Regions from separate parts of the Mus musculus genome. Here region 1 is linked to region 2. Evidence: chromatin contacts called from ENCODE Hi-C or POLR2A ChIA-PET data. All regions are on one chromosome and are shown on one strand. The core of a region is the stretch at or near the end of the contact, and the rest is flanking DNA. Distances in the headings are between cores, read along the strand shown.

The links. A loop is a pair of places that touch in the nucleus more often than their neighbours do. ChIA-PET counts read pairs that join two places held with the same protein, here RNA polymerase II (POLR2A).
Region 1: a map of heart shows a loop between it and region 2 (8-fold over the local background). The contact joins the promoter of Slc30a5 here to the promoter of Mrps36 in region 2. A Hi-C loop is called at or near these places in 11 of 37 maps with a recorded cell type or tissue (gastrocnemius, heart, left cerebral cortex and 1 more). POLR2A ChIA-PET finds 5 or more read pairs at or near these places in 4 of 5 experiments (Patski and embryonic stem cell).

The regions. Positions count from the first base shown.
Region 1 is chr13:100,831,675-100,835,520 of GRCm38, reverse strand. It overlaps Slc30a5 (solute carrier family 30 (zinc transporter), member 5), which reads left to right and starts at 2,094. Exons shown (of 16, transcript NM_022885.2): 1 at 2,094-2,420. The coding sequence starts at 2,344.
Region 2 is chr13:100,743,056-100,746,573 of GRCm38, reverse strand. Mrps36 (mitochondrial ribosomal protein S36) reads left to right here and starts at 1,915. Exons shown (of 4, transcript NM_025369.3): 1 at 1,915-2,044. The coding sequence starts at 2,006.

The DNA.
Region 1 (3,846 bases), core at 845-3,344, 89 kb before region 2:
CCTAGGCCATGGTGTTTTATAACAACAGAAAAGAAACCCATATACATGATGAGTTTAAAAAACAACAAGATCCCAATGAAACACACACACACACACACACACACACACACACACACACTAAAAACAGTCGCAGTGAGGCTATGTTGTATTGTCAGTCTTTTACTTGCTTCAAACAGGAATGTGTGCGTCTGTAGCTTCTCCAGACTGTACCTGCCTCCCGGCTCGGCGTGTAGCGTGAAAAACCTTTACTGAGGTCTCAAGTAAGAGTGTCAACCCCTAAGGTTTTCTCTTTCTTCTTCCCTTCCCTTCTCCTCCCCTCCCACCCCCCCACCCCCTCTCCAGGCAATCTTTTAAACCCTGAGGCTTTCCCTGTGCTGGGAAGAGCACAGGCACTTGCCACCAGTCTAACTAAAAGGTTTGTTCCTTGTTTCTTCTGCTTCTGCTTCTGTTACTTCTTCTTCTGCTTCTGTTACTTCTTCTTCTGCTTCTGTTACTACTTCTTCTTCTTCTTCTTCTTCTTCTCCTTCTTCTTCTTCTTCTTCTTCTCCTTTTAATTTATCAATATGAAATGACTCACAAACTCTTTGCCAGCCTTTCCTGTTTATCAGATGCTCTTTGGAAAACCTCCAGACTTTAACATGTTACACTGTCAGCTGAGTCTTGCTCTCAGCTTGCTAACTACTCTCTACCACAGATTAAAGGTAAAGCCTTTGCTAGCTTGCTCACATACATGTCACTTGGACTCTTTGTGTGTGTTCAAATTCAGTAGAATAGTATCAACTAATTATGATTTGTCCTTCTGGAAACCCCACTTTCTCCTTCAAATCACCAGTCCAAACCTCCCTCAGTAATAATAGCTAACACTTACTGAGTAATACTAAATGCCACTCACATTCCCTCTGAACAGCTTTATAATATAGATATTACTATTCCTACTTTCCGGAAAGGGGGTGTGTGCCTATAATGCCAGCACTTGGAAGACAGAAGCAGGGAGACCAGAGTTCCAGTCCGTCCTTAGCTATATATCAAGTTGGAAGCCAGCCTAGGCTACATAAGACCTTGCCTCTATATAACAACAACAAACGACGAACGGGAGGAAAACTAAACAACAGATAGGTCAAGTGACTACAATTGTTTATTTCTTTTCTTGTTCCTTTTGAGACAGGATCTCACCTTGTAGTCCTGGCTAGCTTAGAATTCAGTATGTAGACCAGGCTGGCTTCAAACTGCCTCTGGCTATAATTGGGATTAGAAGCATGCGCCACCATGCTGACCAAGATGTCCACAATTATTGAGACTCAGACCAATAGAGACCCAGGTACCTGTAAAAAAATAGCTTTTATATAGATATGTCTACACTAAGTAATATCATTTCAAAGACAGGATTGAAGAAAATCAATATTTTTAGAAAGGGAATAAAATTGTTTACAATAGCACACCTGTAGCCCCTTCCTTCTGTGTTCCCTCTCACACACTTGAGCAGGTTAGCCTGTACTCCTGCCCAACAATTAAATCCACAAGCAGTTGCCTTTCTCCATTGTTTTAGCCTCCCACTCTGCGTTATCGTATCATCAGAAATCCAAAAATAATAATCTCTTTGTGGGAGTCACAGGCACTTCAAAAAACTTTTAGCTTTCTCATTAGAAAAAAAAAAAAAAAAAAAACAAAAAAAAACCGTTAATGCACTTGAGTTAGCAACGCCTATATGTGGCTCACGCCTGAAATTCATCATCCAGGTTTATGAGGCTAGCCTGGGCTACATGCTGAGTTCTAGGTCTATCTGGGCTACAAAGTGAAGCCGTTTAAGAAAGAAGAACCCTGAAGCAAAGGGCTAAGCTCTGTTTGTTAACACAAATATGCATTTTCTAGGGGACCATCCATCCATCCCTCGAGCGAGGAGAACACGCTGTAGCCAAGATGGACCTTAGGTGGCGCTGCAGGGACCTCTTAGGGGCTTCTCTTGAAGACGCGAGGAGGGGGCGGGTCGAGCGGAGCCTTCCCAGCGGTGGGAGGAGCCTGAGTGAAGCGAAGCCACGTGTCCACCAGCGCGCAGGCGCAGGATTGGTCACTCCCCCGGGAGTGAGGGCTGCCGGGGCGGATGACGTGGCCCGGTAACGTTCCTGCCCGTACGGCCTCCGGGGAACGGCGCTGCCGGAACAGCCCGCGGCCTAGTCCCGCCCAGCGTGCGTGTGCCTGCTTGCCGAGCCCGGGCTAGCGGCGGAGACTGCCGAGCTTGCGAGGACGCTGCTGACATGGGGGAGTGACGCGCCTGCGCCCGCGCTTCCGCAGCGGCGGCGAGCCATGAGGAGAGCCCGCGGCGCGGGCAGCGGCTCCTGAGCCTGCATGGAGGAGAAGTACGGCGGGGACGCGCGGCCCGGGCCCGGCGGTGGCCTCGGGCCGGTGGACGTGCCCAGCGCCCGGTAAGGTGGGATTCCACGGCCGCCGGCGGTGCGGACAAGCTTCCCGCCTTGCTCGGACCCCGCGGGCTACCTCTGCGGTCCGTGGCTTGAGATCGGCGAGCGGGCGGGAGTCTGGGCTCGGGACGCACTGCCTGCCAGGTTCCAGTCCCTAGAGAGAGAGGATCTGAATGTCCCTCCCTGCCACTTAAGTAACGCAGGGCTCCGTAGCCTGTCCCACGGCTCGCCCAGAGGATATGCGCAAGGTGTCACCGTCTCAGGCGAAGAAACCAAAGTACAAGCCGATGAACTTGGGTATACAGCACAGCAAAAATGCAACCCTGTCATCGAGTTTTCGTTGCCGTGGTTTTGTGGGGAGAGGTGGGGGCTTATTCTAATAGTACGAAATGTACGTTCCCCCTCTCCCCCAAAACTCATGCCGTACGGGGATTCGTAGCGTGGAAATTCTTTACTTTTCCTCCAGCCTAAATTATTTTCCTTTTCCTAAAGCCTCTAGCCAGTTGTGCCCTTAGGTCCTGTCCTAAGTTCTGAGGTGGTGTTAAATAAAGCCCAACAATTTCGTTCAAACTGGTTAGCAGTATGTACGATGAGATTTCGTGATTGTTTTTGAAAAGGTTCTTAGACCGTGGTTACAGCGATACCAGCTAACTTTTGTCTGGGGGGGTGGGGGTGGAACCCATATGCCGAGTAGAATTTAAACCAACTGCGGGATTTGCAGAATGCATTTGGTTTTCTGTCTATTTTCAGCAATTCATTTATAGCATGTCACGTGTCAACCAGTGACCATAAAACAGCTAGATGCAGAAGGGGCTAGTGCTATGGTTTGGTAATAAAGGGAAGTAATAGAAGGGACAAGACTAGGTCAGGTCACAAAATTGGACTATGGAGACAGATTAAAGTATCAGATCTTTGTTAAATTTCCTGTTGATAACTCCAGATTTCATAGCAGAGTTGCCATATTTTTAGGAAATACAAGGGTAAAATGTGATATACTTCATTTACTCTCAAACAGTTCAAGGATGGGGGGGGGGGGAGAGTGAGAGTATAAATAGTTTAAACGTGGTAAACATCCTTTGCCAACTTACCTGTATTATTTGCTTGGCAGAGTTGCCCTTCTATCGTAGGTTATTACAGAATTCAAATTTTGACTCAGAGCTGGCTGAATTTCAAGGGATTTCAGGTTTCCAGAGTTTTCTGTATGCTCGAGCACTGGATCTTAACTGCAACATTCGAAATGATCAGATCCTTCCAGTGTGGTTATTTTTATGCCTGAGTGCACAAATTCCAGTGGTCAGGGCTGCCAGCATTTGCTGAGTACCTCCTATGCCCCAAAGACTCTTAGTGTATAGATCCCTTTAGTCTTTCCAAGAACACTACAAGCTAAGTAGTAGTATCCTTGTTTGATAGGGCAGGAAACTGAGTTGCCTAA
Region 2 (3,518 bases), core at 666-3,165:
ATGTTGTCCATGCTGGTTTTGAACACACTGGCCTCGAACTTCTGACTCTTCTGCTACCACCTCCCAAGGATTGGAATTATAGGCATCTGTCATTAGTTACACTCGTTTTATTTGGTGGCACTAGGAATAGAACTCAAGAGCCTTGGATATTCTAGCCAGTGCTGTAATACTAAGCTATATTTGTATCCTCTAAATACATTTTTGACTGTCTTTTTGGCTTGGTTTATGTGTGTGTGTGGTACTTACATGAGTGTACTGGTGTGTACCCATACCCACAGCCCACCCACACACAGATGGTTGTGAACAGTCATGTGAGTACTGACTGCGACTTGAGCCTGGGACTTCTGAAGAGCAACGGTGCTCTTTCCTGATGAGCCATCTCTTCAGCACCCTCTACCTCAAGCTTTTTTATTTTTATATTTTTGAGGCAGGGTGTCTTGTTAAACCTGGAGCTTGCTATTTCAGTTAGACTAGCTGATTAGCAAGGCCTAGGACCAGTCCATTTTTGCCCCCCTCCCCTGCTCAGTAATGGGGTTACAGATCCATGTCCTCATGCCCAGCTTTGTGTGCCTGTGCCTGTGCATATCTCCTGAGGCCAGAGGACGATTTCTGTATTGATTTTTGTCACTCTCTGCCTTATTTCTTGGAGACAGGGTTTCTCATTGAACCTGCAGCTAGGTTGGTGGCCAACTAGCCCCAGTGATGTAATCTTCCAAATGTACACAGCTCCAATGATCCAATCTTCCTATCTCCAGACCTACACAGAACTTCAGCTACAAGAAACAAACAGAGGGAGGCTGGAGAGATGGCTCAGTGGTTAAGAACACTGACTGCTCTTCCAGAGGTCCTGAGTTCAATTCCCAGCAACCACATGGTGGCTCACAACCATCTGTAACAGGACCTGATGCCCTCTTCTGGTGTGTCTGAAGACAGTACAGTGTACTCCAAAATAAATAAATGTTAAAAAAAAAGAAAGAAAGAAAGAAAGAAAGAAAGAAAGAAAGAGAGAGAGAAAGAAAGAAAGAAAGAGCAGAGCACACACGCTTCACACCCAGGAATCTCATAAAAAAAAAAAAAAAACCACAAAACCAGAATCCGAAATACACATGCAAAGAATATGTAAGGTTGAAAGAAAAAGTGCCCTGACTTAACCTTATGAGACAAAGGACTTTGAGCAATGCTGTTGAGTTCATTTTGGATTGGCTATTTACTGCTTGGTACAGGGCCTTAAGAGTGGCTTGTTTTCCCAGTGAGACTTCCTTGAAGAAAATTTTAAGTTTTCATTTGGGAGTGGCTATCTGTGCTAGGGATGGGGACACGTATACACTCTTTCTCAGCTCGAGGACCCCATCTGATACACACCCTATGCATGCTGCTGCTGTCTTGGAAAGTTTATATGTGTGCCAGCCCTGTTGTATTTAGAAGGCCTTGATTCTTTGGAGTCCTCCACCCAGCCCCTCTGTGTCTTAACACTTTTTTTCTCCTATTCTTTTGCAGAGTTCCCTGAGCCCTGAGGGGAGGCACTTAATGAAGATATTCCTTTTAAGGCTGAGTGTTCAAAGGTCTTTCATGATGCATATTGCCTGGCTGTGGCTGTGATCCCCATCTGCTTCAGGAGACTTCTCTGAGGATGGTTGAGCAAGGGAGGGAATCTATGTAACTCCCAAGTTTTAATAAAATCGTTCGTGTTAGGAAGCCACAAGAGGTGGTTTCAGATTAAATTTCGGACTGTACTGAAATTAGAAACTAGCTATCTAGGAGGGAAATGGTCCTAGATAATTTAGGATGACGAACCAAATAGTTCAACTGGTTACAGCACAACGTTGTAATTGGAAGGCCAGAGGTGAGTGTCTAGGCGGGAAGAGGGGCGGGGCGGACGCAGAGGGGTGGAGTTGTCCCTTATAGCTCCTCAGTGACATCACACAGGCTCCGCCCCACGCTGCCCACTCCAGATACTTCTGCAGCTCGTCTGCGCCCCGGAAGCTGCCCCTGCTCGGGGGTCACGATGGGCAGCAAGATGGCTTCCGCCACCAGGGTCGTGCAGGTAAAACCCGGGCCGCTCCCGCGCTTGGAAGGGAGGGAGGGATGGTGCAGACGCAGCGGCAGCGCCGGGAGGAAAGGCGGTGCCAGAGAATGCATCGTGACCGCGGCCCTGAGGAGGGCCAGCGGGTGTATGTGTCTGATAATGGAACCTACGGGCTCCAGGGTGGCCCGGAGTAAATTGGGTCTGGCGCCAAGGGTTCGAGGCCCGCGGCGGGTGGTGGCCTCTGGTCGTGTCCGCTCGTGCTCGTCGGAGGTCGGAGGATTCCCCAGCACCTCCTTAGCCCTCGTAGTCTGCGGACTACGCTGCCCTCCAGCAGTCCGGCCAATCGCTGTTTAATATTGTCCGTGATGTTCGCCAGCCAGCCAATCCGGAGGAAGGCCGTAGCGGGGCGGGGAAGGAAGCAAATCCTGGATCTGATCTGGTGTCCCTTCAAGGACTTGGGAATGGCCGGATAACCGGCCCCTTTGCCTGCTACCTCCCTTGGAGCTGGTTAGAGTTGATCTCTTCAGGCTCTTGGCTAGAGATGCGGGAATGAGTAAAATTCATGCTATTTAAGTTTATTATACTTACTAGTATGTGTGTTTCAGGGTTGGTTTGCCAAGCCTTTCTCCACTGTGCTTAGATAGGCAGCTATGGTAACACTGCTATTCCACCCATCAATTACTAACTGCTGACAGCTTTTTTTTTTTTTATCTACTTCTCCAGCTGTGGTCTCTAAGAAGGAGACGTAACAATTCATGAGTAAGTGGACACAGCCTTTTGTAATTAGAGAGTTTTAAAATTCTGAACATGGAGTATTTTCAGATTAATCTTCACTTATATGCTTTTCTTTTTTTTCTTTTTTTTCTTTTTTTTTTTTTTTTTTTGGGCACAAACACATTTTCTCTTGAAGTTGTCGGAATGATGACCCTAGACCTTTGGAACCATTGCAATGAATAATCTTCAGTTAAGCATTCCGTCGGTAGGCACGGAGCATTGAGTACGATTTTGCAAGCTCAGAGTAGCTGACAAAGTCTGTTATCTGTCCTATATAACCTCATACGTCAATAATGCATATATAACTCAATCTGGAGTGCGGAAAGGAGCGGACATGGTGGCACGCTCAATTAATCCCAGCACTCAGGAGGCAGAGGTAGGCAGATCTCTTGTGAGGTAGAGGCCAGCCTGGTCTACAGAGTGAGGTACAGCCAGAGCTCTGTAGTAAAACTAAGTCTAAAAAATAAAAAATAAAAATAAAGGTGGTGTGTATGTAGGAATTGATATAGCAAAAGAATATAGTCACTGGAGTGATAAGCATTTGAAGACATGCTTGGAAATTCTTACTTTCTGCATTGGCAGGGGGTCCGATCCCAGCCCCCACACTGGTTGTAGCCTCAGCCTAGAGAGTGAGAGGGGAAGGCTAGCAGGGCTCTAGAACTCGCTAGCTAGCTAGACCGATGAGTTGTGGGTTCAGGGCGCCTGAAGGAGGAGATCC